Regions from separate parts of the Mus musculus genome. Here regions 1, 2, 4, 5 and 6 are each linked to region 3. The links are chromatin loops, found by intact Hi-C in ENCODE. Cell type or tissue: left cerebral cortex. All regions are shown on one strand.

What was found. Peaks named below come from ENCODE experiments on the same cell type or tissue, not always from the same donor. Only the 100,000 strongest peaks of a DNase experiment are listed, where the experiment ranks them.
Region 1: a loop joins it to region 3, with 2.5 times the contacts of the local background. A loop is called at or near these places in 6 of 42 quality-filtered maps.
Region 2: a loop joins it to region 3, with 4 times the contacts of the local background. A loop is called at or near these places in 15 of 42 quality-filtered maps.
Region 4: a loop joins it to region 3, with 6 times the contacts of the local background. A loop is called at or near these places in 6 of 42 quality-filtered maps.
Region 5: it touches region 3 in a loop (4-fold over the local background); 2 of 42 quality-filtered maps call a loop at or near these places.
Region 6: a loop joins it to region 3, with 8 times the contacts of the local background. A loop is called at or near these places in 20 of 42 quality-filtered maps.

What each region holds. Positions count from the first base shown.
Region 1 is chr6:136,236,945-136,240,944 of GRCm38, reverse strand. No RefSeq gene overlaps it. Among named protein-coding and RNA genes, the nearest start is that of Gm26105, 42 kb to the left of the region's middle. In left cerebral cortex, a CTCF peak has its summit at 1,684; DNase peaks (open chromatin) are centred at 160, 274 and 1,625; H3K27ac peaks cover 1,916 bases.
Region 2 is chr6:135,442,407-135,446,406 of GRCm38, reverse strand. No RefSeq gene overlaps it. Among named protein-coding and RNA genes, the nearest start is that of Emp1, 81 kb to the right of the region's middle. In left cerebral cortex, a CTCF peak has its summit at 1,646 (motif pointing left); a DNase peak (open chromatin) is centred at 1,584; H3K4me3 peaks cover 286 bases; H3K27ac peaks cover 1,103 bases.
Region 3 is chr6:136,352,072-136,356,071 of GRCm38, reverse strand. No RefSeq gene overlaps it. Among named protein-coding and RNA genes, the nearest start is that of Eif4a3l1, 27 kb to the right of the region's middle. In left cerebral cortex, a CTCF peak has its summit at 2,212; a DNase peak (open chromatin) is centred at 2,228; H3K27ac peaks cover 666 bases.
Region 4 is chr6:136,171,467-136,175,466 of GRCm38, reverse strand. It overlaps Grin2b (glutamate receptor, ionotropic, NMDA2B (epsilon 2)), which reads left to right and starts at 1,922. Exons shown (of 15, transcript NM_001363750.1): 1 at 1,922-1,994; 2 at 2,530-2,602; 3 at 3,585-4,000. It overlaps Gm26653 (a long non-coding RNA gene), which reads right to left and starts at 2,439. Exons shown (of 3, transcript XR_378074.4): 1 at 2,358-2,439; 2 at 1,493-1,613; 3 at 1-967. In left cerebral cortex, a CTCF peak has its summit at 1,763 (motif pointing right); DNase peaks (open chromatin) are centred at 2,201, 2,494, 3,133, 3,849 and 3 more places; H3K4me3 peaks cover 2,520 bases; H3K27ac peaks cover 2,508 bases.
Region 5 is chr6:135,415,393-135,419,392 of GRCm38, reverse strand. No RefSeq gene overlaps it. Among named protein-coding and RNA genes, the nearest start is that of Emp1, 54 kb to the right of the region's middle. In left cerebral cortex, CTCF peaks have their summits at 1,754 (motif pointing left) and 2,495 (motif pointing left); a DNase peak (open chromatin) is centred at 1,740.
Region 6 is chr6:135,905,845-135,909,844 of GRCm38, reverse strand. All of the region lies in intron 5 of Grin2b (glutamate receptor, ionotropic, NMDA2B (epsilon 2)), which reads left to right. Among named protein-coding and RNA genes, the nearest start is that of Gm14330, 55 kb to the right of the region's middle. In left cerebral cortex, CTCF peaks have their summits at 287 and 2,140; DNase peaks (open chromatin) are centred at 2,089, 2,508, 2,955, 3,489 and 3 more places; H3K27ac peaks cover 4,000 bases.

The sequences.
Region 1 (4,000 bases), 120 kb after region 3:
TCAGGACCCACTCTCTGAGAACTGGCATCCTCTGCACCCAGTTAGGTGTCCATTAGCAGCCTCCCTGCTATACAACATTGTTCTCTGAATACCTGAGATTCAACCAAAGCCTGATTCTAGCTCAAGCTGGGTTAGGTATTCCTTCACGTCGATTGAATCTAGAGCAAAGAATGCTGGTTTCTATCTAAGCCAGATCTGTGAATGAAAAAGATGTCAAAAGCCCATGTAGTAGTCCTGCTGTGGACTGGGGTTATAGAGGGAGGACCAGAGGCACAGAAACCCCAGGAGTGCTATGTCTGGGATCCTGCTCCTCCTGGTGGGTTGCCTGGCTGCTTATCAAGTCAGCACAGGTGAAAGCTGCATCCTGTTATTTACAAGCAAATGAAGTAAGTGAAGGCATGCATGAAGGACAGGAGAGTCCAAGCACTTCGAGACTCTCCTTGTGCCAGGATTTAAGCAACCAAAGGTGGGGCTTAGGAGATTTCCAGAAAAGGGGAATGTGATTAAGGAGCTGGGATTCAGAGAAGCAGCACGTGCTGTGATGGCTAAGACTCTGCAAGGGATGTGTGTGTGTGTGTGTGTGTGTGTGTGTGTGTGTGTGTGTGCATGTGTGTGTCTATGCATATGTGCTAGTGTCTGTGTGTGCATGCACATGTGTGGATGTGAACTTGTGTGTGTGTTTTTACATGTGTTCCTTTGTGTATGTGTGTGTGTGTTTGCATATGCATGAATGCAGGTATGTGTGTGTATATAGACATTTAGTTCAGCGTATACAAAGCCCTGGGTGAATGTGGCCACTGGTCTTCCATTTCTGGGTCACTGTAAGCTGTGAAGATGGAAAGGCTCCTTGCAGAGAGAGGGATTTGGTTGGTAAAAGCCCTGTGCATTCTTCCCTAACTGGGGCTCTGATATAATCAAGCAGCACTCCAGTTTAGAGGCATAACCCAGCAGGACCCAGCTTAGAGGCATAACTGGAGAAGAATGCGATCTAGGTCCTGGATGGAGAAACTCCACCGAGGAGCCTTACTGTTCAGGTCCTCTCAGTCCTGACCTCCTCACCTGAAACCCTCTCAGCCAGGCTGGAGGCCAGCCCTGGTTAAATGGACCAAATACATATCATAACATATGCCACACGAATTACAATTTCCTGGGGGTCCTGGTGGTGCAGATCCATAATCCTATCCTAGCTATGCAGAAGCTGAGGCAGGAGGATTGGGGTTTAAGTACCATTTGGGCTACAGAGCACAATTCATGTTCAATTTGTGCAGCTTAGGGAGACTCGGTCTCAAAAAAAAATTGTGAGAAAGGAGTGGAATTTAGCTCAGTGCTTGAGTGCTTGCCAAACATCTGTGAGGCCTGAGGTTCAATCTCAGTACTGTAAAATAAACAAATTAATAAATAAAAAAAATAAAAATTACCGTTTCCTCTAAATCTAGCAGGTCTTGTGTGGCCTCCCCCTCCTCCCGTGCCTAGGAAAATGATGTTTCTTTCCTTGGAGCTCCAAGCTTTCCCTTTCTGTCATCCCCACGGCTGATTTCCAGCGCCCCTTTGCTCATGATTTTCCTCTTCCAATGGATCCTATTAACTGATTCTCTTCGCCATGTCAACACAATCTCTGAGAAAGAACCCCAAGAAGCAGACTGCCAAGGACTGCTCTGTGCAGCTCAGCCTAAGTGTCTGAGGCCACAGCTTCTGCCAGGCGCCCTCAGGAGGAGGATTTCAGTTCTGCCCTCTTGTTACCTGGCAACCTCTTGTTTTTATTTTCATCCCATTCCCCTCCCCCTCGAGCTGTTCATCTCTACAGGAGCAAGTTCTCTGCAGAACTCCGAGTGGCTGCCCTCACCACTTCCAGCTATCTCCCCTTCCTGACCTGGTTTGATGGGCGGTCTAGCCACAGTTGGTCTCAGAGTCTTTGCCACTGGATTCTCCCAGGAAGTGAGCAATGACATTTGTCACATTCAATGACATATCAAGGCAGCATTGCCAGTGGGATTCTAGGGTTGCCTTCTCAGGGATGCTCAGGTTCTTTGTGTTTCAGACAATGCATGGGACAAGATACAGAAGGGTAGTAAAAGCAGATATTCATTAACAGTTGGAGTGATGGCATACAGCACACTTCACAGAATAGACAAACACGTGATGGAAGATCCCTGAGGTCGTTGGGGATACCTCAAAGTTTAGGTGGAGAGAAAAGCTCATCTCTAGGAGCTAGGATAGGGTAGATTCTCACCATGATTAACAGGTTGTTATAAACGTTGGATAGTCTGCTCATGCATGGCCCATACAACCCATATTTTAAACATGTAAACCCCATCATGTATATATATGAGATGGTTAAAAAACGGGGGGGGGGTCTCCTGTTCAGACAGATTGACTCAATAAATGGTTTAATTTGTTTGGAAAAAGTCACCTTGTTTATCTCTCTTACTTATTAGGGCATGCCTGATCCTAAACTGTTACAGGAATAGGGGAGCTGTGTGACAGTCTATCTGGAAGGGACAGACACCTTCTTCAAAGGGGAGTCCTTATCCTGCCTATCTCAGGGAGACAGAGAGTGGTATGTCTCAGCAGTGTGGCCAGGAGCGTCAAACATCTCAGCCTTGGGCCATGCTGGGTGGGAAAGAACAATTAGACAGGACAACATGAAGCAACAGCTTGAGAGCGGGACTCTAACCTTCTGGTGGTACCGGGGGTGGGCTGTATATGAATATTTACAAAGAATCCGGGAAGCTGGGGATACAGATGCAGTCGATAACACCAGAGAACAAACAGTGTAAAAGTTATGCTAATTTTAGTCATTTATGAGAATGACTTTACCCTTTATAACTAATTATTGCATAAGCCATAGTTATTATGCACATCATTAATTGGTGTCAGATTAGACTTATTCTAAATCTCATCGGCTCACAGTGCAGCATCCCACAGGTGAGAGGTCTTTTCATCTAGCTTGAGTAGAGTGCCTGCTTACAAGTTCCAACAACTGGCAAATGGACTCATAGAGACTTGGGTTAAGACAGAGCCCTTAATCTGCTCTTGTCAAGAGCATGTGGACATGGTAACATTATTTGTTTGACAGTAAATTTGTGTGCAGAAAATGACAGTTATCAGTTATATTTAAAATCTCTCTCTCTCTCTCTTTCTCTCTCTCTCTCTCTCTCTTTCTCTCTCTCTCTCTCTCTCTCTCTCTCTCTCTCTCTCTCTCTCTCTCCACCCAGCATGGTGTATGAATGTGTGGGGGTATATGTCCCACAATGCATGAGTGGAGGTCAGAGGTCAGAGAAGCCCCAGTCAGTAGGATGTGGTTCTCTTCCTTTATCAGCTGTGTCCCAGAACTCAGGGCATCAAGTTCAGCAGCGAACATCTTTCCTGATGAGCTATCCTGCTAGCCCCAGGTACATTTAACATGTTGTTTGTCTCAGTTTTGTCAGAGAGATCAAGCATGACTACCCCGTCTGACTTGTCCATTAGCAGTCACCTGTGACTATTTAAAATCTAGGTAACTCATTAGATTAATTTCTCAGGGACAACAGGAACATTTCAAGGGCTCGATAGCTGGGTGTGGCTAGTGGCTCCCTCCCATAGGGTATAGACAGTGTTGCTATGGTTCAACTTTACCCTGGTGCTAATGCCATAAGCAACAGTAGAAAGGATAGTTCCCATCATGAACTTTGATCTTTCCTAAGGCTGCTGACACGCTGTAGGTACTCTCTTGATGGGCAGTCCTGGTGAGTTATGCTCTAACACCCAACCTGTGCTCTGTCTACAGTGTGTGACTGAGCCCTCCAGATGTAGGTTAGGTATAAGATGTATTTTGAAGCAGAAAATGCATGGTTTCATGTATTCTAGGATGGCCTCAAACTCATTACGTAGTTGGGGATGACCTCAAACTTCTGATCTTCCTTGCTCTGTCTCTTGGATGTAGATTCCAGCCACGAATGATCACACCGGATTGATATTTTGCTGGGAATTGAATCCAGAGCATGTGCATGCCAGGCAAGGG
Region 2 (4,000 bases), 910 kb after region 3:
AGGAAGCTTTTGCTCTTTACCTATCACCTTGCTAGCAAATCCTTCCCTTCACTGGCCTCAGAGCCTACTCCTTCAGGATCCCAGCGCATCCTGAGACATCCAGCCTCATGGACCAAACATCTGGATTCTTGGAGCTTCCATTCCTAGGCAGCCACTGTTAGACTAGCTCGACCACAGCCTGTAATTCATTCTAATAAATTCTCTTTCCCTGTATAGAAAAAGACTCATTCTAACAGTCCTGTTGCTCTAAATAAAGCCCTGACTAATACAAAGGCCAGTGTTCCAGTCCCTCACTTGGGCATCCAAAGGCTTCCCGTCCCTAGTCCCACCTTTGCACAATTAGACGCCACACATTCCTTCCCCCTTTCTACCTTTTACTGACATTCTTGCAGCCTGTCCATTGCCCCAGCCAAAGGCTGTGAAAACTCACTTTTATGTCTTTCTTCAGACTCTTCAGCCCAGCTGCCCTCCCTCTTGGAGAAGTTCAAGTCAGCTCCCACTTTTCCACCTACTGACTCATTCCATTAAATTCACTTTTCCTGCCTAGTGTCTAATTTCTTTTAAAAACAAAACACCTTATGAAAGATTGCAGTTGTCATGTCTTATAAGTGTACCCTTATGTATGCATGTTCATCTACACACATGCTGGGTCTGGAAAGAAGGAAGGAAGGAAGGAAGGAAGGAAGGAAGGAAGGAAGGAAGGAAGGAAGGAAGGAAGGGAGAGAGAGAGAGAGAGAAAGAAGAGAGGAAGAAAGAGATCAGAGAGAAGGGGGGACGGTAGGAGGGAGGGGCACATAGAGAAAAGACAAAGTAAAGTGGAGGCACCTTGACCCCAGATGAGCCCCAGCTTCTCTGGTCCCTGCAGGGTTCCAGGCTGGCAATACCCTCAGCTTCCTCCCCTGCTCTCTCTCCCTGTCTTCCCCTGTGCCTCCGTCTTTGATGTGTGTCCAGTAACAGCATCAAATCTTAACCAGCAGCCCCATCTTGGAGAAGAACAACAGAAGAGATGAAAATGTAACGTTGAGAAGTTCATGCTCCAAGGAGCACGTGCACTTTGCCTCCTGTAGAGCCCATCCGAGACGAGCCTGGCAGAGGTCTGGCTTTCTGGCACATGCAAAGACCATTGGATACCCATCCCGGTGTATGGGGGCAACTGAGAAATCACCAGGAGACGGAGCTTCCTCTGTGTGCACAAGGGAGCCAGCCATGCCTGCTTCCAAGGACCTGGTTGTCTGAGTGAAGCATGCAAAAAAAAAGAAGACGAAGGAGAGAAAGGAATCATCGACCTACTGTCTCCTCCTCCTCCTGAAAAAGACAGCCCAGCAGACATCCATCCCCCCAGGACTCACAGGCCCTCTGTAAATTACAACCCTGAGCGCTAAGGGTAGCACCCTGGACCAGAGCCAGTGGCTGTCCTGGATGCACTGTTTGCTGTGAGCCTAGGGTAGAAGAGGTGAAGGCCCTTGGCTGGGCTGCTTACAAAATCTCCTTCCCAACCCTGGCTCCTTACTCCCCTTCGAAAGCACTGCAGAGCCTGCGTCTGATTAATGTTGTGCGCTGATATACACAGAAGCCGGCTCCAGATTCCTGGCAAACCGCCCTGCACCCTGCGGAGAGGAGGCTCCACCTGCCCAAGGGCGACCCCTGGCGGCCAGCAGAGAAACTGCGCAAAACTGGGAAAGGTTTGTTTTAAAGAGTGCGGACTGGTATTGGGTGTACACCTCTAATCCCAATTATCTGGGAGGCTAAGGCTGGAGGACCACAAGTTCCAGGACAGCTGAGAAAAATTACTGAGACCTCCGTCTCAAAGAAAGAAAAGAGGCTGGGCATGTGGGTCCTTGGTAGAACATTTGCCTGGTGTGAGTCAGGTCTCAGGTTCAATCCCCAATAATAGTAATTATTATTATTATTATTATTATTATTATTATTATTATTATTATTATTATTATTATTATTATTAAAACAAGCAAAATGTTTTAAGAAATAAAGGCGACAGAGTAAGCTATGCAGCCCCAGATGGTGCTGTACAGGAGGTAGAGTCTAAAGGGAAAGCCAATTTTGCTGTCTTACAGTGCAAGCAGGAAGGAAACATTCTGTTTGGAATGGTGGGGGCTGAAGGAGGTAATTGTGGAGGGGGAAGGTGGAAATGTGAAAATCTGTTGATAGTCGGAATAGAATCTGTTTAATATAATTCTTTCACAAAATAACACTTACAAAGTTTTCCCTGCTCTGAGCCAGGCCTCCTTCCATCTTCAGCACCAAGGCCATATTCTCCCCTCTGCTTCCCCACCAGCTGCTTCGGGAAAGGAATCAACCTATACTACTTGTGTCCTGTACCTGCAGTGATCCTGGGACCCAGGAGTCAAGAGGCTAGCTGTTTGACCTTGAACAATCTGCTCAACATCCTGGGAACTCCTTCCAGAATTCCAGAATATGAAAGCAAGGAAGGGCTTGTGAGTAGCGGGTGGCTCTGTCACCTCTCACTTTCCCATCCTCTCCCATCAGTTGACACACCCATCCTCAGTCCCACCAGGCATCGGTGTACATTTGCTCTGCAAGGAGCCAATTGGTGCACAGTTGACCAGCTTTCGGATGGAGCCTGATGCTTTCAGCCTGATCTCAGAGGCTTTAGGTGGCCATCTTTCACTTTGGTGTCAGATTGCTCTGATGCCCAAGGCTCTCTCGAAGGAGCTGCCACCAACAAGAAGTTCCCCCAGAGACACAACTCCCAAGTCTATAATCATAGGCACCAAGGGAGAAATAATGGACAATTAGATACTTGCTAGGTGACTTTTCCATAAACAGATGTCTTTTTTTCCCAAGGTAGGGTACCAACAGCAGACCAAAGGAGTGGGTCCCATCTGTGTCCAGTTTGATAAAGCAATGTGTTTATTTCAGTAGTATGGCTGACGGGGTACTCGCTGAAGTATGGTGAGTCCAAAGGTTGATGCATGATTATCATGGAGGGAAGCAGACATGCGTGATACTAAGCAGTAGCTGACAGCTTTACATCCTGCAAGTAGTGAGAGAGATCTCAGAGCCCACCCCCAGAGACACACCTTCTCTATCAAAGCCACATCGATTCCAATAAAGCCACACCTCCTAATCTTTCCCAAACATGTCCACTCCCTGACAAATAAGCATTCAAACTATAAGAGCCTGTGGAGACGGTACTCATTCAAACCACTACAAGGAGATAGCTACATAGCGTGGTTCTAAATGAAAGCGTGGGGGTCAGCCAAGAGCAGCCCCTGGAAGTGTAGGAAAATCAGCAAGTGGAAAAATGAATTCAGAACAAAATCCTGAGCCACAGGAGCGAGAGCTGGCCTGGGTGCTCTGAGGCCGTGGGCAGCTCCTGCCCTCTAATTCAACAGAGCCAATAGAATGGTACACCACAGGGCATGTCCGCAGGACAGAGACTATTCAAATGACCTTAAAGGTCCCCTGGGACACAGAACAGTCTAGTCTCAGAATCCTAATGCATATCTCATGGAGAGACACTACCTCTGAGAGTCTAATCTGCCACTAAGTTACCAGAAGTAAGAGGTGAGAACATGGGTTCTCTCTCCTGATTCTTATGCATCCATCCATTTGCTCATTCCTTTAGTCATCTATCCATCCATTTATATAGACTTTCATTCAAATGTTTGTGGAGGCCAGAGACTGGCACTGATAGTCTTCTCATGCTTCTCTTAACCTTGTGTTTTGAAACAGGGTCTCTCATTGAATCTGGAGTTCTCTGGTGCAGCTAACCTGGCTGGCCAGCAAGCTCCTATCTGTCTCCTCAGCACTGGGACTCCAGGCGCAGAGCACCATGTCTGGCTTTATATGTGAGCACTGGAGATGTGAACTCGGGCCCTCATGCTTGCATAACAAGCACTTTACCAACCGAACCATAGCCCCAGTCCCTATCGCCCCAGTGCCCATTCTGGCAGCATTTTATTTAATAGTTAATATGTACCTGGCATGGGGTCTTTGCTACCGGGAGGACAAGATAATT
Region 3 (4,000 bases):
ACTCTTGCAGAAGACCTGGGTTCAGTTCCCAGCACCAGCATGGCAGCTCACCAATGTCTGTAACTTCAGTTCTAAGGGGATCTGGTGTCCTCTTTTGGTCTCTTTAGGTACATATACGATGCCCATGTGTATATGACAGGCAAGACATGTATACATAAGAAATAAATCTTAAAAAAGAGATGCGCCTTGATTAGCACTCAGAGCAGAATGATAATTATGTTTGGAGGGATAGACACAGGAAGGCACTTTAACGTTTTAGATGAAAGAATGAACTTCAAACACCAGATAAAGAACAGAACTCACACTTAATAAATGCATTGATAATAATAGTGTCATCCTTGACTCATTAGAGTGTTATCTTCTACACAGCAGTGCAGGGAAAAAAATACACCTTTGCTGTAGGGAAAAATATTCATCTGGTTGTAATAGTGTAAACATTTCAAAATGTGGTTACACTCTTTATTGATTATTTGGGAATCTCACATCATTCATGCCAATCACAGTCCTATGTCCACCCCCTTAAGTGGACACCCCCCCCAATACAAGTCTATTTTATGTTGTCCATATACTCAGTAGAGCATGGTCAAAGTCAAAAGCCAGTCCTCCAAGGGCAGATAAGTCTTTCTCCACCTGTACTTCCTCCTGAAGCCATCAACTGTGGAGAGTCATTCAGCAGCTGATGAGGGGCAGGGCCAGCTTCAGACATCAACACAGCTTCAGCTGTCAGTCCAGACCATGAACATCTGCATGGCCTTCGGTGGTAACATGAGCATCAGACATACACAGCCCCTGGCCATATCAGGTGCACAGACCCAGTCATGGCCCTCAGGGGCTGCATGGACCCTGAGCCTCAGCATGGCCTCAAGTGACTACACAGGCCACTCCTACCAGCATGTCTTAAGACAGCAAAGCCCAAGGTCACCACCAAGGCATCAGTCAGAGGCACGGACTGCATATGTCCACAGGGACCCCAGGCTTCATCATGGCCAGGGGCAGCAGCATGGACCACAGACACCAACACGGCCACTGGTGGCATTCTAGACCAAGTGGTCCTTTCCCCATCCAGGGCCTCCATCATTACCCAGAGCCAGGGCGATCCTCACTCCGACTAGCATGTTCCGTGGGCTAAGTCTGCATCTGTGTAAGCTCCAGGCTGCTGCACACCACTGTGCTGACTCCACTTTCTGACTTTCTCATCTTCCCATCTCCCCATGGAGCATTTGTTCATTGTAGGGATGCCCACTACCTGCACCAGAAAGACATGGTGGCTTGGTTTGTTTCCTCCGTGTGTGTGTGTGTGTGTGTGTGTGTGTGTGTGTGTGTGTGTGTGTGTGTGTGTATACACACATGCTACAGTACATGTGTGGCATACGGGGGACCACTTGTAGGTGGTTCTATTCTACCCTGTGGATCCTGGGGATAGAACTCTGGTCCTCAGACTTGGCAGCAGACACCTACTGAGCCATCTTGCCAGCCCTAACGTAGAGATTTAAAAGTTATTCACCACCTCCTATTTAGTCTCATTAGAAGGCTGAGGACCATTAAGCCCAGAGAAAGGATATTCTGTGGAAATTCCATGTAGTTAACTGGAAAATAAACTATGGGTTTTAGCAAGTATTATTGGTGGACTATTAAGCGTTCGGTCTACACTAATTATGAGAGACTATATATTAAATATTTACAACTAGCCCAATTTTTACAGTGTCATGAAGTTTAATGGAAATAACAAGTCCAAATTCATACAGACAAAACACAGTGGGAGTTAAAATAGGTGAGTTAGCTCAGAGATGCTTGGATGCAAGGTTCAGACACTGAAGATTTCTAAGTAGTATTTATAAAAAAGGTTATTTTTTTCTTGTGTGTGTGCATGTGTGTGCGCGTTCGACAGTATGCGTGTTATGTGCATGCAGTGCCTGTAGAGGGCAGAAGAGAGCATCTGCCCCCCCCCCCAACTAGAGTTAACAGTTGAGGCAGTTTTAAGTCAACCAATGTAGATATTGCAAACCAATCCAGGTTCTCTGCAAGAGCAGTACACGCATTTACTGTTGAGTCATTTCCCCAGATCTCTAAGTAGTCATAAAACAAGCAATGTACACTGTTCCCTGGAAGTCTCTGGAATTTAAGGATGTGTTACCTGAATTTTAGATGCAAAGGCTTCTAGGCTTGCAAATGAGAACAAGTTTGGGTGCATTCTCTCCATCTGTCACTAGGTGGAGTCCGCGCACCAATAAGCCATGCAGGTTTGGGGAGTGAACAGCATTTATTCTAGGAAGTCAGGGAGCCAGGAAAGCTGGTTTTGATTTAAGTGCTAAAAAGCTCACTCCCTCTGACAGCTGGCTTTATTTCTTTTCTGGATAATATAGACGAGGAAGATGAGTGGTCTCCGGAGGTGTAGAGAACTGCAAAAGCCAAGAGCTATGTGGGACCAAGGCATGATCAACGAATCCTGGTCTTTCCCAGGGCGGATGTAAGGATCAGATATGTGGCTGGGCAGTGGAATAATGGGCTGAGGGAGCAGAACGCACCAGCACTCTGCCCTGTGCGCTCTGCCTGCCTTCAGCCTTTCAACCTTTCACATTACATAATGCTGAGTACACCTAATGTTTCCAATGGAAATAGCTAAAACAAAGAGTGGTGTTATCATGGGAACATCCGAGTGCATAACACTTGGCAGTTTTAGAGCACCTTCTCTTGCACTCAGCCTGGAGGTATCTGGATGGTCTCACTGGGGACAGATCTTCTTGAACCAAAGAACGTAGGATAAGGATGGGGAGGTTGGCCATTCTTCCTCTGACTCGAAGTCTTCACAGAAGTCAGGGCTCTCTAGAGAATTGAGTCAGACTCATCCCACCCTCCCATCTATCCCTCCTTCCCTCCATCTCTGCTTTCCATATCTATCATACCACCCATCCATCTATCACCTATCTCTATATAATTAGCCATTTATTTCTCTACTATTGATCTCTCATCTGTCATATTTAGCTATCTATTTCTATTATCTATCTATCTATCTATCTATCTATCTATCTATCTATCTATCTATTTATCTATCTATCTATCTACCTATCATCTGCCTATCTATTTATCTATCTTCTACTGTCTGCTTGCATATCTTCTATCTATCAATATCTACCTATCTACCTATCTATGTCTGTCTGTCTATCTATCTATCTATCTATCTATCTATCTATCTATCTATCTATCTATCAATCTATCTATCTATGTCTACCTATCTATGTCTATCTCTCTCTGTGTCTATCTATCTATCTATCTATCTATCTATCTATCTATCTATCTATCTATCTATCTATCTATCTATCTATCTATCTATGTCTACCTATCTATGTCTATCTGTCTGTCTGTCTATCTCTCTCTGTGTCTGTCTGTCTGTCTGTCTGTCTATCTATCTATCTATCTATCTATCTATCTATCTATCTATCTATGTCTACCTATCTATGTCTATCTCTCTCTCTCTGTGTCTGTCTGTCTATCTATCTATCTATCTATCTATCTATCTATCTATCTATCTATCTATCTATCTTCCCTCCCTTTTCTCATCTATCTCAGGATTATGGAGGCTGGCAAGTCCAGGGTCCAGGCCTCCAGAGTACACTTGATGCTACAGCTTGAGTCTGAGGGCAGCCTGCTGGCAAAATGCCTCTTCTTTGAGGAATCCCAGACTTTTTCTTAAGGCCTTCAGCTAATTAGATGAGGCTACCCACCTTACAGAGGGCAATGTCCTCCACTGCAAGTCTATTGATTTAAGTGCTAATCTTATTTGAAAACATCTTCACAGACACAGGCAGGCGTGCTTGACAGGATGCCCGAGTATCATGGCCTAGCTAAATTGACACATAAAACTGACTCTAGCAGATATGCAGCAAATTCCCTGCCAGGCTCTGAGAGCAATGCTGCTTTGTGCTGTCCTTGCCAGAGCACAAAATCACCTCCGCCTCTTCTCATGGCCTTTCCTGTCCTGATATTGAGTATGGACAATGAT
Region 4 (4,000 bases), 180 kb after region 3:
TCTTTCAGTCACTGTGAAAGTCAGCGGAGTGAACCATGCTCTGCATCTCTACACAGAACAGGTAGACTCGGAGAGTGAGATGGCCAGATGCCACCTCTCACTATCAAATCCTTGAAATGCTTACAGAAATCAATTCAGGCTTGGATGATGAAAACGACCTGGAATTAGACTCCCAAAGGAGAGCACCGTGGACTGCGCCACGGGCAGAGGAGATGTGTGTTCCTTCTTTGCTCTCTGCTAGGGAAAGTGGATAGACTGAAATGGAAATGTTAGGTTTGGGCAACAGGAGAAATGAAAACAAATAAGAGTAGTATGCAAGTTTTGGAAAAGGGCATCGGGAGGGAAGGGTGGCCCACGAGGTGAAACGTAAAAGATAGCCATATTTAGAATAGTAGGTTACCAGTCAACCCACAAGGGTGCCTAAGTGGGTGTAGATCTCATTTCAAAAGAAAAAAAGAAAACATTACTGTAAGAGCAAGGGCAGCGTGCTTCACTGTGTCCTGGCTTAGGGCATCTGCCTTTGTTCCAGTCACTAGAACATGCACATGATTGGGTCCAGTCGGCCATTGTGTGCATCCAGCAGAGAGCAGTGACCACATTCCACACTTTCCCAAAGGAGTAGATGCGCAACCTCACTTTGTCTCGGGAAAGAATGGGAATGGTCACAGAGAGGCACACGGTATTGCTTTTGAATACGCGATATTTGTGTTCTCCTCTGTGTGTCGTGAAAACATTAGATGCCAAGAATTAGCCTGACAAAGTTCAGGGAACGGGAAAAAACACTGCTGTGGAGAACCCGCCTGAGGTGTTCCTGGTGCTGACTGGACTAGAGGCCAGTGCGCATTGGCCCGTAGACCGGAGTTCCAGGCTGCTTGGAATGGGACCGATCCCTGTGTGTTCCGGTCACATTCTCCCAGGTTGGTGAGTGAGAAGCCCGTTGTTTTACTGCCATAAAAGTTCACCTCCACTGTAACAGAGACAATGGGTGAGAATAACAAGGATGTATCTACAAGGATATTAATATTGAAGAATAGATAATACTACAAGTGATCACAAGGACTCCCAAAACATAAAACAGCTCAAGAGGGAGAGAAATGGCTGCTATTTTCCGTTTTAGAGAAGCTGGGTTAGTCAGTGCTGTAAAATCATTTCATATGGGAAACATTCGTTTGTCTATCATTTTTGCTTGAGATCTTTAAATAACGCAATCCACTTAAAAAAGAACCCCAAAGTCCTCAAATCTTTCCCAGCAGCCGGAAAATATCACACACACTCACACACACACACATATACACACATACACACATATACACACACACATACACACACATACACACATATACACACACATACACACACACATACACACACACATACACACACACATATACACACATACACACACATACACACATACACACACACACACACACACACACACACACACACACACACACACTGCTGTACAATTCAGCCTTTTAATTACATTTACCTGCTTCCCTATTGTTTAACTGTCAATTTCCTGCACTGAAGACAGATCTCAAGCTCCCTGAAGACAAGAATCCTGTCATCAAGTTGCACTCTGCACCCGGAAAGCAGGTACTAAGCAGAGACTGCTGAATGGAACCAGGGGAGTGGTTTCAGTGTCAGTCTGCAGCATGGCCTTCGGGTTGAGGTGCACAGCCCTGCGCGGTGGTCCAAGGTGGCCACTGTTTCCCCTCTCCCTTAAGCCGCCCCATCTCGCTGCTATTCCTTCTTGCTGCCAGGAGGAGGCACCACGGCCTCGGGTTAAGCTTTTCCCACCCCCTGGCTACCCCACTTCCCCCAGCTCATGACGTGAGAAGCAGCCTCAGCCAAGAGTCTTAGCAGTGGGAGTGAGGGGGTGATGGAGGGGGTTTGGGAGTGGGGAGGGGTGGGGGGTGGAGAGCAAGAGGACGCGCGTGCACACACACCCTGCCTCTTGGGTTTCTCCTCCTGAACCTCCTGTGTGAGAGGTAGGGTGTGTGTGTGTGTGTGTGTGTGTGTGTGTGTGTGTGTGGTGTGCGCGCGCGAGCGCGCGCTTGAGTGGCACGTTCCTGGGTGTGAGACCCAAATCAAGACCAGGACCTTTGATGTCCCCGCCCTCCCCGCGTCGCCGGTGATTAATACCCATTTTTCTTACTCTCCCCCTCCTCCCCTGCTCTTCCTCTCCTGCTGCCGAACGCTTGACTTGCCCCCGCCCGCTTCCCCTCCCCCGGCTCCCATCACCACCAACTGGAATCTGGGCTCTCTTGCCTCTCCACTCCCCCCCCCCCTTTTTGAGAAAGGAAGGTCCTCCCCCACCCCCTTTCCAGCACCACTTCCTTGGGTTCCTTCACCTCTAGGAAATCTCGGGGCTTGGCTCTATGGAGAAGCGCTTCTCGGGTCAAGCTGCCTTTCTATCCCCGGCATCCAGCGGAGCTGGCATCCGAATACATTTCCTTCTGCTCTGCAAAGAGTCGTAGTGAACTTCCCAACCCAGGAGACTGATCCATTTATCCTGCTTTGCAGGAAAGAAAACGTCTCAAACCCTCGACACCCGCCACCCCTCTCCGGAGACTGCCACCTCGGAGGTGCAGAACCGGTACGTAAATGCCCGCTTTGGAGTCTCAATTTTGAGGGTTTGGAGAAATCAGGCAGATAAAGGCTCGAAGCCTTGGCACTGCTAACCAACCTGGTATTGGGTACAGCTTTCCAATCCAGCAGCACCGGGCACTTGCTATTTTGGATGGTTTTTTATTTTTCCTTTTAAACAAAAGGATATTTTTGGGGAGGGGGAAGGGGACAGGACTGCCTTTGGTCTTTCTGAGGTGGTTAATCCCTTCTAGGGGAGAGGCTGGGCAGCGGTGCCAGAGGCGGGAGCCACGCGCTGCGACCCTCCAGTCCAATCCTCTGGCTGCAGGTGCAGCCCGGTGCGCTGCACATCAGCGCGCCGGCGGCGTGAGTGTGCGCGGGGGTGAGTGTGAGTGCGCGCGGGGGCGCGTGCGCGTCGGGGGCGTGTGTACGCGCGTGTCAGTGTGCCCCATCCAAGAAATGCCCAGTGTGCGGCCGGTGCACAATCAGAACCCATTGAGCACGAGCCCGGGGTGGGAGGAGGCTCCGCTGCTGGAGGAGATGAGGAGAGCGAGCCAGACGTGTCAGCAGCATTGCAGATGGGGCTGGGGGCCGCACTCACTGGCGAGTTAAGTGGGGATGGTGTGCGTGCATGCGCGCGCGCGCGCGTGTGTGTGAGTGTGAACTGCTGTGTGGAGCCTCCTCTCCCTGCCTTCCTCCTTGCTTTCCACTTCCCTCTTCCCTCTCTTCCATTCAGGTTGGCTTTTCTCACCTTTCATCCATGCCTGTCCCAGGAACGGCATAGGCAGACCTTTTCGGAATTATTTATAGATTGGTGCCAGCTGTTTTCAATTCCTCTGGTGTGTACTCTGTGGGAAATGCAGGGTTTCCTCCCCCTTTCCTTATAACGACTTGGTATAGAGATATCTATATTTTTTTTTCCGGCATGCATTTTGCTAACCCTCCGGGAGACACTCGAATCAAACCCTGACCTCCTCGTTTTTTCCCCTTAGGAAGGGGACGCTTTGGGAATGACCACGCTCCACGGAGGGACAGAGCCTGCCCCCAGCTTCTCCACACAGAGACTCCTCTACTAAAGCTCCAAAAAATTAAAAAGAAAAAGAGAAAAGAAAAAAGAAAAGAGAACCCAACCCTTAATTGCCGGAGACTCCTTAAATCTATATATTCGGGCTACTAACCTCACATGCACATGGAATAATGGCTCTGGATTCTGCATTGTGAGCCGCTCTCCACACCCTGAGATTCCCTTTCACATTACATTTTTTCCTTTGAATTTACATCTCTTCAAGACACAAGATTAAAACCAAATTCACACTCCACTGGATTTTAAATGTTCTTCTGTCCCTTTATCCTCCGTCTTTCTTATGTGGATATGCAAGCGAGAAGAGGACTCTGGATATTCCCAACA
Region 5 (4,000 bases), 940 kb after region 3:
TTTTTTGAGACAATTTCTTTCTCTTCTATAGCTCTGACTGTCCTGAAACTTGCTTTGTAGACTGAAATTCGGAATCTACCTGTCTCTGCCTCCCTAGTGCTAGGATTAAAGGCACGTGTTACCACACCCAGTTTCTGACACCATCTTCAAGCTGCATTGACCAAAACCCACAGACATAGGCATGATATCAGAGATACATGGCTGGCATATGAACCCATAGACTTAACTCAACCCTAAAGCCCCCAGAGTCATAAGGAAGTGAAGACCACCTCCCCCTCCATCCTATGCTCTGCTGAGCCTCACCTATTCCAGTTTTGAAATCTTAGAAGTTCATCCAACTTGGCAGGCATCATGGTCCTGTTCCTCAGCTGAGCTCTGATGCCCCTGCCCAGACTCCACCCTTCTCTGCTGTGGCTCCTCTCTTTCCTCTAGACTGTGAAATACTTAACATCTCCCCCAAGCCCATGCCTTCCAGATATGGCTCAAGTCCAAAAGTATATCAAAGGCTTAAGACAATGACACTCGTTCTGAATGGCCCAGTACCCTCCACCAGAACCTTGCTTTGCCCTCCAAGCAAGTCCGACTACTCTTGAAGAGTCAGGCACCAAGGGCAGCAGCTGTGTGCCCATCTGAGATCAAGTTCTGAAACTTCTGAGCTTTGCCTGTGTGATGAGTCACCTCAGTTTCCTCTCCTGAACAGTGAGCCTTCACGTGGATCTACTTCCTGTGTTTACTTTGAAACCTAAAAGAGATGGCATATTAGTTAGCTTCCTATCACTGTGATAAGACACCTGGACTGAGGCAACGGGAGAGAAGGACAGGTTTGGTTCTAAAGGGATAAGACCGTGACCATTGCAATGGGGAAGGACAGCAGCAGACTGGATGGCAACTGGAGACGTATCCTGGGAGTTCACCCCTTAAACTGCGAGCAGGAAGCAGAGATAACAAACCGGAAGTTTGTGCCAGTCTTTTCAACTCTCAAAGAAAGTCTTCAGTGGCATACTTCCTCCATCAAAACCACATCTCCTAGGCCACCCCAAACAGCACCACCAACGGGGGCCCAAATATTCAAATACCTGAGACCACCACAGGTGAATGCCAAGAGCCAGGTAGAAAATAAGTATCAGGAGAGAGATGACCCCAGCCATTGTTACCAGTGTCCCCAAAGACGTTATCGTGGCGCTAGACGCCATGTCAGCTGCCACCTGGGACCCACTGTAGAGGGACTCTGGGGTTCCACTCTACCAGAAGAACCCCAAGACTGCGGGTTGCACCATGGTGTTTTCTAGGGTTCTCAGTAGAGAAGCATTTCAGTGTTTGTGTAGATTCCTGTCTCTCCCCTGCAAGATTGTAGTCTAGTGTTCATGGGGCTTAAAAGCCACTTCCAAACCATTGGCACAATTAGCAGTTAGGGATGCGGGAGCAACTGTGACTGGTCCAGTTGATAGCAACTCACTCCCTCAGGATGAGTTCTTCCCAGGAGGGTCCTCCATTCTCCTGCAAACAGGCTGCTAGGAGATCCGGCTCATCAAGCTTGTTGACAATTCCAAACATGTCTCCATATACTTAAACTTAATTACAATTAGCATGGAAATTAGTGCCCCCTTTAAAATTAACAATTCATACTTCTAGGACCATTAGAACACCGACCCATGGTCCTGCACAATCCTCCCTGCCACACCTCTCTCTCTCCTCCTCTCTGACACTGAATTTCTGCTGGGTTTTGCAGACAGCGCCATCTTCTGGACAAGAACTCAGCTGCACCGTCCCCTAGTGGATGGGACACAGGGCAGCAGCTTCCTCTTCGAGGCCACAGGTCTTTTGCCAAATACTTCTGCTTCTGCTCTACAATGGCTAATAATTCCTAAAAGAAGAAGACTGGGGAGTTTGGTGGAGGGTCTGTGAGAAGTGTAAGAGAAGAAAAGAGCCAAGCGTAAATAAAATCCATAAGGGGGTCGGGGTGAGGGGGCGATGCACGTGCACCGCATGTCGTCGGTGGTGTTTCTCAGAATCCACTCTCCTTGCACATTGAGGCAGGGTCTCTCACTGAGACCTGGAGCTCGCTGATCAGGCTAAGCTGGCTGGCCAGTCAGCCCTAGGAGTTCACCTTACTCCACCCCTACGGTCACAAAGTGAGCACCACCACTCGGACATCTTTACAGGGGCTAGGGCTGGGAATGAAACTAGGTCCTCCTCTTGCACAGTAGGTGCTTTTTCTGCCAACTGAGCCATCCTCTCAACTTTTTGTCATTGTTTTTTCTTTCTTTCTTTCTTTCTTTCTTTCTTTCTTTCTTTCTTTCTTTCTTTCTTTCTTCCTTCCTTTCTTCCTTTCTTTCTTTCTTTCTTTCCAGCCACCTGGCATGGGGAGTATCTGCTTTGTTAAACTGATATAATAGTTTGTTGTCTTGATATAAAAATAATTACCGGTCTAGAAAGCCTCCCTAAATAAACAAGTGGTGTCCAATAGTGGGCCTGGCTCCCTCTCCCGGTGGGAAGATCTTTACACTACAGCAGGAAAAATCAATTATGTTATGGAAAAGTAGCTTCCCCATCTCACTGGGTCTGAAAAAACAAATCCAGATGACGTTCTAGCTACTCTATTAACCTAAAATTTCTATTTAAAAATAAATCAGTTAAGAACATTCTTTTTGTCCTAAAAGAGTTCTCTGGTTGCAGCTCTCCAGCTGTGATGGTAGGGGATGCTGGGTTTACCATTTGTGGTACGACATGCTTTGTATGCCTGTAACTGTGTTATTTGCTACTTTAAAACCATCAGAATTCAAGTTTGATTGTGTATGAAAAATGCCATCATGCAACCTATTATTTTGTACAACAACTAAAAGGAAATAATTTCTTAAGCTACTAAATAATGATCAAAATTAGTATTGGTGGCACCTACCATACTAAATCCTTACCAATATATATATAAATCCCTAGCATATTTAATCTTTTTGCTAGTTCAAAGTGATAGCACTATGCTATCCTCATCTTAAAGATAGAGACCCTGGGGTACAGACAGAATGTATAGCCCAGGATCATGCAGGGGACTTGAAGGTAGTAACCAGGATGAAACTCTGAGCTGTCCTGTGATGATGCCCTCCTGTATAGTGGGTCATTATCTGCATGATGACGACACATCTGCTGCATGATGACACATCTGCTGCATGATGACGACACATCTGCAAATTCTCTGGAAAAAAACAGTCATTCAACATGGAAGCCTTTCTTGGTCCTCAATTACTGGTATCCATCCCCAATCCTCGAACCACTCCCAAACACACAGTCAAGTTCATGAAGATATGGGCAGAAGAAGAAGGGAGGGAAGATAGGAGGGAAGAGAGAGAGAGAGAGGTTTACTTAAGATTTATTTTTATTTTCAATTGTGTGTGTGTGTGTGTGTGTGTGTGAGTGAGTGTGTATCAGTGTGAGTGTGTCAGTCTGTGAGTGAGTAAGTGTATGTGTAAGTATGTGAGTGTGTTTGTGTGTGTGTGTGTGAGTGAGTGAGTGTATTGTGAGTGTATATGTGTGAAGTGTATGTGTTTGTGTGTGAGTGAGAGTGTGTGTGTGTGAGTGTGAGTGTGTGAATAACTGTATGTGTGAGTGTGTGTGAGTGTGTATGTGAGTGACTGTGTGTGAGTGACTGTGTGTGAGTAAGTATATGTGTGAGTGTATTTGTGTGTGTGAGTAAGTGTATGTGTGAGTGTGAGTGAGTGAGTGTGTGTGTGTGTGTGTGTGTGTGTGTGTGTGTGTGTGTGTGTGTGTGTGTGTGTGTGAAGGCAGTTGCCCTTGGAGACCAAAGGCATCAGATCCCCTGGAGCTGAGGTTACAAGTGATTGTGAGTGACTTGATGTGGGTGCTGGGAATCAAACCGGGGAACTCTACAAGAGCAATGTGTGCTCTTACAAACTGTTAGGCCATCTCTCCAACCCTGGAAACAAGTAAATTTAACTCAAGTTGTTTCAATTGGGGTCTATAGGACCACGAATTCTCTAAAATTATA
Region 6 (4,000 bases), 450 kb after region 3:
AGTTCAAACAGAGTGGGTTACATTTACATTTGACTTGCAGGTGGGATCCCATTTCCAGCCCACACTGTACAAATCTCAGAGGCAGTGGGCCCCCGGATGTCGACCCACCTTGGACCACTTCCTTTCCCTCAGTACTGACTCAAATGTGAAGGACTTTGATTGTGAAGATCATAGCATTAACTCGCAGGACAGAGTGGCTCAGAATCAAGAATTTCTTCCTTAGGCTGGGCAGGTGGTTTGGTGTGTAAAGTACTTGCAGTACCGATAACTCACACAAGGCTGGGAGTGGCAGTGGGGGTCTGTAATTCCAGCATTCCTTTGTTGGGATAAAAGGTGGACCCAGGGGAACCCCTGGAAAATCTCAGGCCAGCTATCCTGACATATATAGCAGGGAACAAGAGACTATGCCTCAAGCAAGGTGGTGAGAGCTGACAACCAAGAATATTCTCTGATCTCTGTGTGTATGTGCCCACACTCAGTAAATGAACACACCCCCACACATGCACAAACATATACTCACACAAATGAACACAGGTGCACACACATACAAATAAATATACATACATACACAAATAAAGACGCACTGCACACATATGTGCACTAGCCTCTGCTCGACCATGAGAAACCCAGAGGGAGCCTGAGGGCAACATCCAATAAATGTGTTTTAAAGACATCTACATTGATCCCAGGGGACACCACTTTGTATCTAGGTTCACTTTGCTATGATGCTCTGGGCCCCTTTCTTTTCACACAAGAAAGGATGATGTTTCTTTCTTACTCTGGCTGTATGCTCCCAAGTTCTTTATCTCATACATGGAAAAGCATACCCAATCACTCCACACCTGAGAATCTTGTGATGAAAGAGTGTTGCCTGTGCCCTGGACTACTGGCTGCTGACCCTCCCCGTCCTTGGGGTTGGAGGTGAGGTGGCACAGAGTAAATGACACAGACTCTGGGAGCAGGTAAGAAGTGCAGTGGCAAACTCGTCTGAGCACGGCTGCAAGCTCCTTTAATACCCTCCACCTATGCTCCACTGGTTCCAAGAGAGCAGTTTTTCTAAACAACAGTTCCTGATTGGCTGGCATTGTCTACTTCAAAAATCCTTGGTCTCTCAGACAGTCTTCAATTAAATCCTCCTATAAGAGATGCCTTTATGGCTACGTGGTCCCGGCATTTGGCATTTACATAGAGGTGGCCGATGCAATTCCTCCTATAGAGGAGGAGGCAAACATTCTGTTCTAGAGTCTGTTGGCACTCAGAAAGGTCAGAGGAACATTGAAAATATTGTCGTTGGACATGTGTTAAGACAAAAGCAAGACCTTGACCTCTGTCTTGATTTACAGATGTTCTCCAGGGCCACCGTTCATTTTTGACAGGTTAGATAAGTTTGGACTTGTTCAAAGCATACACACTGCCGGAGAGCAGACCAGAAGGAAACAGAGGTGGGGGAGTGCTGCTGGGGAAGAAACGGGCTGAACCAACCTGGGCCAGTTTTCTGCATTTTAGATGCCATTTGCACTTGGTTTAATTGATAACATAGGCAGTGGGTGTCTGCACCCTTTTTTCTATACTGAGGCTTGTTCAAGGTTCTGGACGATGCAAATGCTACCCAGCATGCACTTTGATTGGCCTCAGGAGGAGTGGGGCATCCGCAAAAAGATCCCTTTAATTTGCAGTCTTAGACTTCTTACTCTTCTAGCAACACAAAGTGAATCACCCAAGAGGCTGGCAAAGCACGCGGAAGGAACAAAGATCAGCATTAAAGAGGACGCTGGCTGGAGCTATCAGGAATTTAGGTGTGCCTTTAGGACCTAAAGGATCTTTTGTGATTGAGACCAAGGTAGTGAAGTTAAGGAAAGAACACATTCTTCCATCCCAAGTTCCAATTTAATTCGATGACCTTCTGGACACAGATTATTCACCCCTGAAAACTCAAAAGCATATGGGAGGATATTCCTCTGAGATGCGCCCCAATCCCTCCCCCCACGCACATACACGCACACTTGGTGTGCTCACTCACCCACAAGTTTAAAAATAGGAGCCATGGTGTTGCCATGACTCCCGGTGCTACTCAGTGCTGCCTCTTCCCTCTGATGCGATTTCCCTTCAGAGCAGATTTAGGCGAGAATCTGGCTCAGAGCGGCCTCTAGCGGCGGCACAATCCTTAGGGAAGCGTTTCCTTCCCCGGTTCTGCCCAGTCCCCAAACTAACCCGCAAGGGGCAAGTGGAATACTGGGATGTTTTGAGTGGACTCTAGGGGATCAGCTTTTAGCAGATCTGTCCTCGTAGTCATGATAATGGGCCGATGCCTACTGTATGCTACAAAGTGGGAAGGGGCAGTTGGCGGGGGATTTGCAACCCACAACTCTTAGTAGGATAATGTGGGGTGCTGGTGGTTGAGGGAGCGGTGGCATTACTGTACACTAAGCAAGGGAGATTTGCTGTGATCAGCAGCTAGCGTTCTTAGTTTTCCAGCTAGAGGAGTCTTTCAAAATGTTATCACCTGGTAATGAGTCAACAGCCTCGGGGAAGTGTTGACAAGCTGGCTTCCTTGCCTGCTGTCTTTGCCGTTTTCCCCTCCCTGTGTTTTGAATCCTCAGTTTCTTGTTGCCAATTGCATGGAAGAGTTCAGGAAAACTGATGAGAGTCTGTCCAGAACCCGGGCCTGACCTAACGCAAATTCTAACTCCGAAGGACCAGAAAGGGGTACAGGCTCAGTCAGAAACGATGTGTATCAGGGCTTGGAGGTTGATTCCAGCAGCCAGGGGCTTAGAACCACTCTGCTGTCATTTGTGTGGCCCAGATGAACAGAACAGGGTAGAATGACATTTTAAATGGATTTTAAACCTGGTGTTCATGAAAGAATCCCTTCCTTTGCTTCCCTCCTGAAGGTCAATCCAAAAACTGTAATTGTTGCTGGTGTTGGGAACCTCAAATTCTGGAAAGGGTACAAGCTGTGAACATTTATCGCATGAGAAGAAATCCTGATTCTCTCGTGCATCCCGTTCCTTCAGCTGACATTTGTGGGTCTATTTTATGCAGAGAGATGAGTTTCTATCAGCATGGTTGGCAACAGAAGCATCGGAATGGGTTGGCTTTAAGGAGTCTTTAGTTCAACCCATATACAGAGAAAAGACACTGAACTTTAAAGCTTCCAGTACCATGTGTGCCCTGGCCCCGATGAGAAATTGATGCATTGCTAAATTTTTGGAGCACACAGTGGGCTTTAAAATGAAAGTTTTTTCGTGCTGAAAAAAAAAAAAGATGTTCTTTGTATTTCTACGCTGTTATTATATTTAATGGAATTGTAGACTGAAATGCAAGAAAGAGAAAATAGTATTTAGAGTGAGGAGCAGTGGGTGAGTACCACAGTGCAGAGAGTGAGATGTCCACCTTCTACCTCTCCCTGCTGCCTCTGCCTTTTGAGCAGTTAGTTTCATTGGTTCTGATCCTACGGTGGCAGGGGCTGGTAGGCACTTCTGTAACGTGTGGCATTTAAACTTTTGTGGCTCTGACTGGGCTCGATCTTGGCACGGTTCTGTGAGCCAGCGCGGCCAAAGCACAGCTCTGTAATTGTATTAAGAAACACAATTAAGGAATATTGCATTTGCAGAACAGACGAGTGCCAACTGTCTGATTAAAGACTTGGGGGGAGATGCTATGTTTCGCCAAAGAAATAAGAAGACAAAGGAAAAAAAAGTGCTGCGTTGTTCTTGTTAGTTCCCTGTGATTTGTAGGAGAGAACCAGGGCAGAGCCACCAGGCGCACTTACCACAGGGGCATCATTAGGTGATCGTTGCCATTGGTTTTAGCCAGACTTCCACGTACCCAGGCGTCTCCCTCACAAGCAGAAGTTTTGCATCTGATCCTTACGTTTGTAAGATTTAGGCTTTGTGGAATGAGTAGAAGGGGTGGGAATCTAGGGTTCTTGTTCCCTTTCAAATCGAGATTCCAACAGAGTGGCTATATGAGTTTTCCTACATCCCCTCACCAATAACGC